Linked DNA regions of Homo sapiens: region 2 is linked to region 1. Evidence: chromatin contacts called from ENCODE Hi-C or POLR2A ChIA-PET data. All regions are on one chromosome and are shown on one strand. Each heading gives the region's core, a stretch centred on a gene start or an enhancer-like site at or near the end of the contact. The rest is flanking DNA. Distances are from core to core; before and after follow the strand shown. Region 1 overlaps EPB41 (erythrocyte membrane protein band 4.1). Region 2 overlaps EPB41 (erythrocyte membrane protein band 4.1).

Region 1 (4,072 bases), core at 596-3,095:
GCTAGAAATCTTCAGGCTTTGTTTATATTTACCTTGAAATTTTTAAGGCTAGTAAGCATTTTATGTGTGGTTCTCCTTCCTTTCAGTTACATTTTCAGGCTAAATTATTCCATTGTTTTATGTTTTCCGGGAGAGTTTATATGGATACAACACCTTATATAAATAATGGCATTAAAGACTTTTAATCTCAACTTGGAAAGAAAGAGAATAGTCATGGTGTGATTGATCTGAAGGTCACTTACCTTATAGCCTCAACTAGACACAATATAATGGAAACTTTAGGCTTATGTGGTACTTGAAGAGCTAGAAGTGATTTCATAAAATCCATGCATTGAAGTTGTCCAGTAATGTGAAGCATTAGTCTTACTCTTCCTTAGCATTTACTCTCTTTTTTTGGAGATGGAGTCTTGCTCTGTCGCCCAGGCTGAGTGCAAAGGTGCGATCTCGGCTCACTGCAGCCTCCACCTCCCAGGTTCAGACGATTCTCCTGTCTCAGCCTCCTGAGTAGCTGGGATTACAGGCGCGTGCCACTACGCCCAGCTAATTTTTGTATTTTCAGTAGAGAGAGGGTTTCACCATGTTGGCCAGGTTGGTCTTGAACTCTTGACCTCATGTGATCTGCCTGCCTTGGCCTCCCAAAGTGCTGGAATTACAGGCATGAGCCACCACACCCGGCCGCATTTAATCTTTTTTTTTTCTTTCTTTCTTTCTTTTTTTTTTTTTTTTTTTTTTTGGGACAGTGTCCCTCTGTCGCCCAGGCTGGAGTGCAGTGGCGCGATCTTGGCTCACTGCAACCTCTGCCTCCCAGGTTCAAGTGATTCTTCTGCCTCAGCCTCCCAAGTAGCTGGGATTACAAGCGCCTGCCACCATGCCTGGCTAATTTTTGTATTTTTAGTAGAGACTGGGTTTCACCATGTTGACCAGGCTCATCTTGAACTCCTGACCTCAAGTGATCCACCTGGCTTCGGCTTCTCAAAGTGCTGGGATTACAGGCATGAGCCACCGCGCCCGGTTGCATTTACTCTTTAAACAAAATTTTAACACACTTGGCTATCTGGTTTCTGAATCAATGTAGATTAGCCAATAACAGATTAGAAGAAGAGACATTGGAAGATGCTTGTTGGCAGGCCACTTTGACATCAGCAAGAAATGTGAGTTAACTCTTCAAATGAGCAAATAGGAAACCTAATAAAGGCAGATACAAAAAATAAAAAAGCACAGTATTCAGATATCTTTCTGAAAGAGCTAATCATCACTATAGACTTCAGTAGCCTATGAGGACATTAGCACTGCGTAGTAATTCAGGTTCATAATGATGACTAAATCAATAACGACTCAATTATGGTCTATAGATTTAAAAAATGAAACAAGGAAGCATATAATCCATTTCATAAAGATTTCCATCTAGAATGGCTAAAATAATACACTTTGACACTTTTTTTTCTTTTGAGACAGGGTCTCATTCTGTCACCCAGTCTGGAGTGCAGCGATCACAGCTCACTACAGTCTCGACCTCCGCGCTCAGCTGATCCTCCCACCTCAGGCTCACCACCCCATACCCACCCCTACCCTGCCCCCGTAGCTGGGACTACAGGTGCACGCTACCATGCCCAGCTAATTTTTTGTATCCTTTGTAGAGATAAGGTTTCACCATGTTGTCTAGACCAGACTGATCTTGAACTCCTAGGCTCAAGTGATCTGCCTGCTTAGGCTTCCCAAAGTGTGCTAGGATTACAGGCTTGAGCCACCAAACCCAGCCCACTTTGACACTTAAAAGAAATAAAACTCAATTCGGTGGAGATGAATTTTTTTTGTTTCACATTGTCCTCATTGATGCTCAGTAATCATTGATCCAGTAGTGTATTTTCTGGGAGGGCCTGGGCCCAGGTGGTACACTTTTAGACTATATCCAGACATCTTTTAAGTATATGCCTGAATTCTCTAGAGAAGTAAAGAATGTGTTTTCATCTTCTTAGAAGAAGATGAGTAAGAGTTTGTTTATTTAAAAATATCTTTGAATGAGTTGATTCAGCGGTATTAGTCACCATAGAAATGACTTAAATTAAAAACCAAGTTTTTGAAAACAGCATGATCATGCTCAGTGACATTCCTGATTCACTCAGTATGGCAAGCAGTTTTTTTTTTTTTAGACAGAGTCTTGCTCTGTTGCCCAGGCTGGAGTGCAGTAGTGTGATCATGATTCACCGCAGCCTCCAACTCCTGGGCTCAGGCAGTTCTCCCACCTCACGTTCCTGTGGAGCTGGGACTACAGGCTCATGAAACTATGCTTGGCTAATTTTTTTTTTTTCCTTTAGTAGAGACATGGTCTCACTATGCTGCCCAGGCTGGTTTCAAACTCCTGGGCTCAAGCAATCCTCCCACCTTGGACTCCCAAAGGGCTGAGATTACAGGTGTGAGCCACTGCAAGGCTTCATAAAGAGTAATTTAACATTCAAATAATTTCAAGAGGATAGAGGAAGAATTCTGAAGAAACTCTTTTGTAAATTTTAAATTACCATTTTCATCCAAAGACCACATTGGTGATTATCCTATTCTAGAGGTGCTAATTAGTGTACTTAAATTGAGTTAGAAAGGAAAGATACTTTCCTGTGGTTTTGGGGGATTGATTTTTATCAGGAAAGAAGCTGTTTTCTAGCATAGTTTTGAAACCTTCATACTTGAACATATTTTCTTTCTGTCTGAAAGAATGTCACTAGTTTCTGTCCTCTGACTAGGGAAGTAAAAGGGCCTATTATCCTTTACTTTTGCTTTTACCCCCTTATTCTCCTAATCCAAATGGTGACTCTTGAGTTTATAATATAGCCCTTCTCTGGTGTCCTTGGGGATATTGGGGGTGGGGGAGAAATAATATAGCCTTTAAAAAATAATCCATTGTATAACTATTCTAATGTCCCTTTTGTTTATTTTTATTTTTCAGAGACAGGGTCTTGCTCTGTCAACCAGGCTGGAGTGCAGTGGTGCAGTCATAGCTCACTGGAGCCTCAAATTCCTGGGCTCAAGCAATTCTTCTGCCTCAGCCTCCCAGATAGCTATGACTACAGGCATGCACCACCATGCCCGGCTACTTTTTTTATTTTTATTTTTTTAGAAACAGGATCTTGCTGTGTTGCCCAGGCTGGTTTGGAACTCCTAGTCTCAAGAGATACTCCTGTTTTGGTCTCCCAGAGTGTTGGAATTATAGCTGTGAGCCACTGTGCCCAACCCCATTTGTTTTCTTTCTTCCTTCCTATTTGTAAAATCTTAGCATTGGTAAGGACCTGAGAATTCAGTTAATGTAAGGACCCACGTACTAGAAGAATCCTCTCTCTGGCATCTACAACAGATGGGCATTCAGCTTGAGTGAATATTTTTGATGATAATCTCACTCTTCCCAAGCAGCTCATTTAATTATTAGCAATTTCTTCCTTTTACTTTATTTAGATGAAAACTATGTCTTTGTAATTTCTGTGGGCTAATGAATTCTGCCCTTAGGAGTCACATGAAATTCAGCAGCTCTTGAAATTTGTTAGAGCAGCAATCATTTTCCTGCTTTGAATTCTCTTTTTCTAGGCTAAAGGTCCCAATATCATTCAGTTATTTGTTTTATGACGTGGTTTCAAATTGCATCATTATCTTCTAGCTCTGACAGATTTTTTCTCTCTAAAATAGATTGCTCAGAACCGAATGTAAGATTTAAGATGCAATATAAATACTGAGAACTGAGGGGCTGTTACTGTCCACAGTCTTCTGGATAGAGAATCAAATCCAGGAGGTCAGAGACTAAGTTTGTCTTTCTTACTAGAGTAGCCCCACTACTTAGCATAGGAATGCTCTGGTCACTATAAGTCTAGAAATGCAGATAAAGATTGTAAGCTGTTTTAGAATTTCATTTCTGTTGGGGCATGTTCTGTCAAGGACTTAAGATCCTTTTTAGTGTGTGAACTATTGTCAAATTGGGTAACCTCCAAGGGTAGAGGTTAGTGAGGTAGGCAAAATTCAAATCATTCTAGTATGTAATTTAAGTGAGAAGTGAAGAAGACTCATACAAACATAAAAGCAGTAGAGAAGCTGA
Region 2 (4,072 bases), core at 805-3,304, 39 kb before region 1:
AAAAAAAAAGGCTGAAAAATAGCACAAATATCACAAAATTTAGAAAAATAGCTTAACATTTTAATTAACTGATATGGTGTCATAGTTCATTTTTTTCTGTATTTTTGGCTTCATACTCCTCTAAAGAGTTTTATATTATGACTTTGTAATTTTTTTTTTTTTTTTGAGACAAAGTCTCGCTCTGTTGCCCAGGCTGGAGTGCAGTGGTGCGATCTCGGCTTACTGCAACCTCCGCCTCCCGGGTTCAAGCAGTTCTCCTGCCTCAGCCTCCCGAGTAGCTGGGATTACAGGCGCCCGCCACCACGTCTGGCTGATTTTTTTTTTTTGTATTGTTGGTAGAGACAGGGTTTCACTGTGTTAGCCAGGATGGTCTCGATCTCCTGACCTCATGATCCACTCGCCTCGGCCTCCCAAAGTGCTAGGATTACAGGCGTGAGCCACCGCGCCCGACCAATGACTTTGTAATATTTTCAATAGAGACAGCACAAAGATAATTCAGTCTTCCTTTTAGCTTGGTGGCCTTGGCAGGGGCCAGTACAAATGAGGGCCCTGAGCTTAAGCTTATTTTAACAGTAAATCTACTTCTGCATAGTAAGTAATCTTAAGAGATGAACCAAGAGGTTGTAATATGCCTAGTCTATATTTTAAGCATTTATTGCAATTGTTTGGTTATTATAAGTTGCTTCATGTGAATCATTTTCTTGGATTTAATGTTCAACTAGAAACTTGTAGTGTTTTGTTTTGTTTTTTGTTTTTTTTGAAATGGAGTCTTGCTCTGTTGCCCAGGCTGGAGTGCAGTGGCACTATCTCAGCTCACTGCAGCCTCCGCCTCCCGAATTCAAGTGATTCTTCTGCCTCAGCCTCCTGAGTAGCAGGGATTACAAGTGGGTGCCACCACACCTGGCTAATTTTTGTATTTTTAGTAGAGATGGAGTTTCGCCATGTTGGCCAGGCTGATCTCGAACTCTTGACCTCAGGTGATCCACTCTCCTTGGCCTCCCAAAGTGCTGGGATTACAGGCATGAGCATCATGCCTGGCCTCTATATTTTTATCTTTTCTTCCAGGAGCCAAAGCTGCTGCTTTTTCTCCTTTTTTTTTTTTATGCTTCTCTCCTACCTCCTTTAAAAAAAAAAAGCAGATATCTTTTTTTTCCCAAATAATTCATGTTATTGTTAATGTGGAGATGAAAAACAGGCCAAACTAGTTATATATTTTCAGTCTAAGATCTTTCTCCTCTGTTAAGTTTTAGACTAGATATTCTTGTTTTGTCAGGCTCTCAGTACATTTTCTCTTCCATGTCAACTCTAATTCTCTTCATCTCTTCTTTTGGTAGTGAAAATCAAGTAGAATATTAAAAGACCATATGCTCTGCAAATCACTTAGAAGCAAACTTGCTCTGTGATAGTATGGCCTTGATATTTGTCATTAATATTATTCGTTGTTTTATTTTTGGGGTAGCTTTCTGGAGGTCAAGGGTTTACAAGTAGAACAAAGAAATATGAGTAGTTAGTGACCGAAGAACTAAAGCTTTTTTCCAGGATTTTCTTGTTTTACAAAGACACGTATAGACATTTTGTTAGATTTTTAAATACCTCAGTTGACAATTTAAATGTTGAGAGCCCAATACTGTTAGTATTGTGAATATATTTGAGTTGAATATATTTGGTATATTTAGTTTGTATATTTAATTTTTTGAAAAAGTTTTGTCTTTATGTATTTTTTTCTTTAACATTTGAGCTTGAATCAATAAAGGGCAGCAACAGAAAAGCATTTTGGATCAAACATATTTGCCGTGTTCACTATATTTTGATGATAAATAGATGGCAACATTTGTCTTTGAGTCTGTCTTGTTCTGCTCAAAAAGCAGAAAAGATAGGAAGAGAGAAATAAGTAAGATTTACTGCACTTTGCTTAATATTCTTACAGCAATAACACACCTTAGCTGGTGGTATTTTCCTTTTATGAATCATAAAGTCAGACTGGGAGAGGTAACTTATCTAAGGTCATGAAGCTAGTAACTGAGGGTGCTAAGACTCAATGTTTAGCTGACTTCAAAACTGATGTGCAGCACTGTGATTGGATTTGGAACTCTCTTCTATTGTGGTTAGGGTAGTGGTAAACTTTCATCCTATTCAGATTTTCACAAGTCATAATTTATTGTCACCTAGGATGACCAGGATTCAATCTAGGCTATCACATTGCATTTAGTGGTTATGTCTTCCTTAGTCTCCTCCAATCTGTGATAGTATCTCCTTGCATTTCATAGCATTGATGCGTTCATAGAGTATCGGCCAGGTGTTTTACAAAATGCCAGTCGGGGTTTGTCTGATTTTTTTCCACGATTAGATAGTAGATTTTTGGGAAGAATACAGAGGTGATGTGTCCTCAGTATGTCATGTTGGGCAAAGCAAGACCTAGTCTAAAAAAACCACACACACGGTTTTAGATTTACAGATTTATTGTGAAGATAGTACAGAGTCCCTATATACCCCACACTGCAGTTTCCTCTATTATTAATATATTAGTATAGTATATTTTTAACATTAGTAAACTGATATTGATACATTATTGTTAACTAAAGTTCATATTTTATTCAGATTTCCTCAGGTTTTTTTCCTAATGTCTTTTTCCTGTTCCTGAATACCATCCAGGATACCACATTATGTCTAGTACTCATTTCTCCTTACAGTTTTCTTGGTTGTGATTGTTTCTCAGACTTGCTTTGTTTTTGATGATCTTGACAGTTTTGAGGGTTGTTGGTCAGATATTTGTAAGATTGCCTCAGTTGGGATTTGTGTGATGTTTTTGTCATTATTAGACTTGATAATGTGTTTTTGGGAGGAAGACCCAGAGAGGTAAAGTATCATTCTCATTACTTCCTATCAAGGGTACATCCTATCAATATGACTTATCACTACTGATGTTGACCTTGGTCTTAAGGTAGTTTATCAGGTTTCTCTGCTGTAAAGATACTTTCCCCCCTTTTCCATACTGTACTCTTTAGATGAAAGTCACTATGCATAGCCCACACCTAAGGAGTGGAGAGTTGTACTCTACCTCCTTGAGGGCAAAATATCTACACAAATTATTTGTAATTCTGCATCAGAGACTTTATTTTTCCTCATCTGTTCAATCATTTATATCAGTGTGGAGTCATACTGATATGGATATTTATTTTACACTTTGGGTTTTAATCCAGTATTACTTCATTTATTTTGTTGCTCAAATTGTTCCAGCTTTGGCCATCAGGTGCTCTTTTGGTTGGCCTCTGGTTCTTTTGACATTGTGTGTGTGTGTGTGTGTGTGTGTGTGTGTGTGTGTGTATTTTAATACTTTCCTACTTTGTGGTACTACAAAATGCTCCAGGCTCATCTTGCATATTTCCTGCCCGGCTCCTAGAATCAGTCATTTCTCCAAGGAGTCCCCATTCCTTTTATTGGATAATGGCATTAGAAACCAAGATCTGGCCAGGCACGGTGACTCAAACGCCTGTACTCCCAGCACTTTGGAAGGCTGAGGCAGAAGGATTGCTTGAGTCATGGACAACATAGTGAGGCCTTGTCCCTACAAAAAATGAACAGAACTAGCCAGGGGTGGTGGCGCATCCTTGTGGTCCCAGCTACTCAGGAGGCTGAGGGAGGATCGCTGGAGCTTGAGAGGTTGAGGCAGCTGTGAGCCATGTTCATGCCACTGTACTCTATCCTGGTTGACAAAGTGAGACCCTGTATCAAAAAAAGAAAAAGCATAAATAAATAAATCAAGATCTGGCCAGGTGAAGTGGCTTGCACCTGTAATCCAAGCACTTTGGGAGGATGAGGCAGGCTGATCACCTGAGCTCAGGAATTCGAGACCAGCATGACCAACATGGCGAAACGCTGTTTCTACACAAAAATACAAAAAAAGTTAGCCCGGTGCTGTGGTGCGCATGCCTGTAGCCAGCTACTCGGGAGTCTGAGGCACAAGAATTGCTTGAGCCTGAGAGGCAGAGGTTGCAGAGAGCCAAGATCACGCCATTTGCACTCCAGCCTGGGAGACAGAGCAACATCCTGTCTCAAAACACACACACACACA

What was found. A loop is a pair of places that touch in the nucleus more often than their neighbours do. ChIA-PET counts read pairs that join two places held with the same protein, here RNA polymerase II (POLR2A). Pooled maps may share reads with other maps.
Region 2: a loop to region 1 is called in a map of PC-3, with 2.2 times the contacts of the local background. The contact joins two enhancer-like sites. A Hi-C loop is called at or near these places in 8 of 168 maps with a recorded cell type or tissue (B cell, CD4-positive, alpha-beta memory T cell, CD8-positive, alpha-beta T cell and 5 more), 12 of 37 single-sample maps with no recorded cell type and 15 of 50 pooled maps. POLR2A ChIA-PET finds 5 or more read pairs at or near these places in 16 of 52 experiments (A549, A673, BJ and 12 more).

The regions. Positions count from the first base shown.
Region 1 is chr1:28,970,471-28,974,542 of GRCh38, forward strand. The region is part of intron 1 of EPB41 (erythrocyte membrane protein band 4.1); the gene reads left to right. Among named protein-coding and RNA genes, the nearest start is that of EPB41, 58 kb to the left of the region's middle. Within about 2 kb of position 1,846, at least 3 of the 41 ENCODE cell types and tissues checked have a DNase peak (open chromatin) inside an H3K27ac peak, as active enhancers do.
Region 2 is chr1:28,931,382-28,935,453 of GRCh38, forward strand. All of the region lies in intron 1 of EPB41 (erythrocyte membrane protein band 4.1), which reads left to right. All of the region lies in intron 1 of LOC124903886 (a long non-coding RNA gene), which reads right to left. Among named protein-coding and RNA genes, the nearest start is that of EPB41, 19 kb to the left of the region's middle. Within about 2 kb of position 2,055, at least 3 of the 41 ENCODE cell types and tissues checked have a DNase peak (open chromatin) inside an H3K27ac peak, as active enhancers do.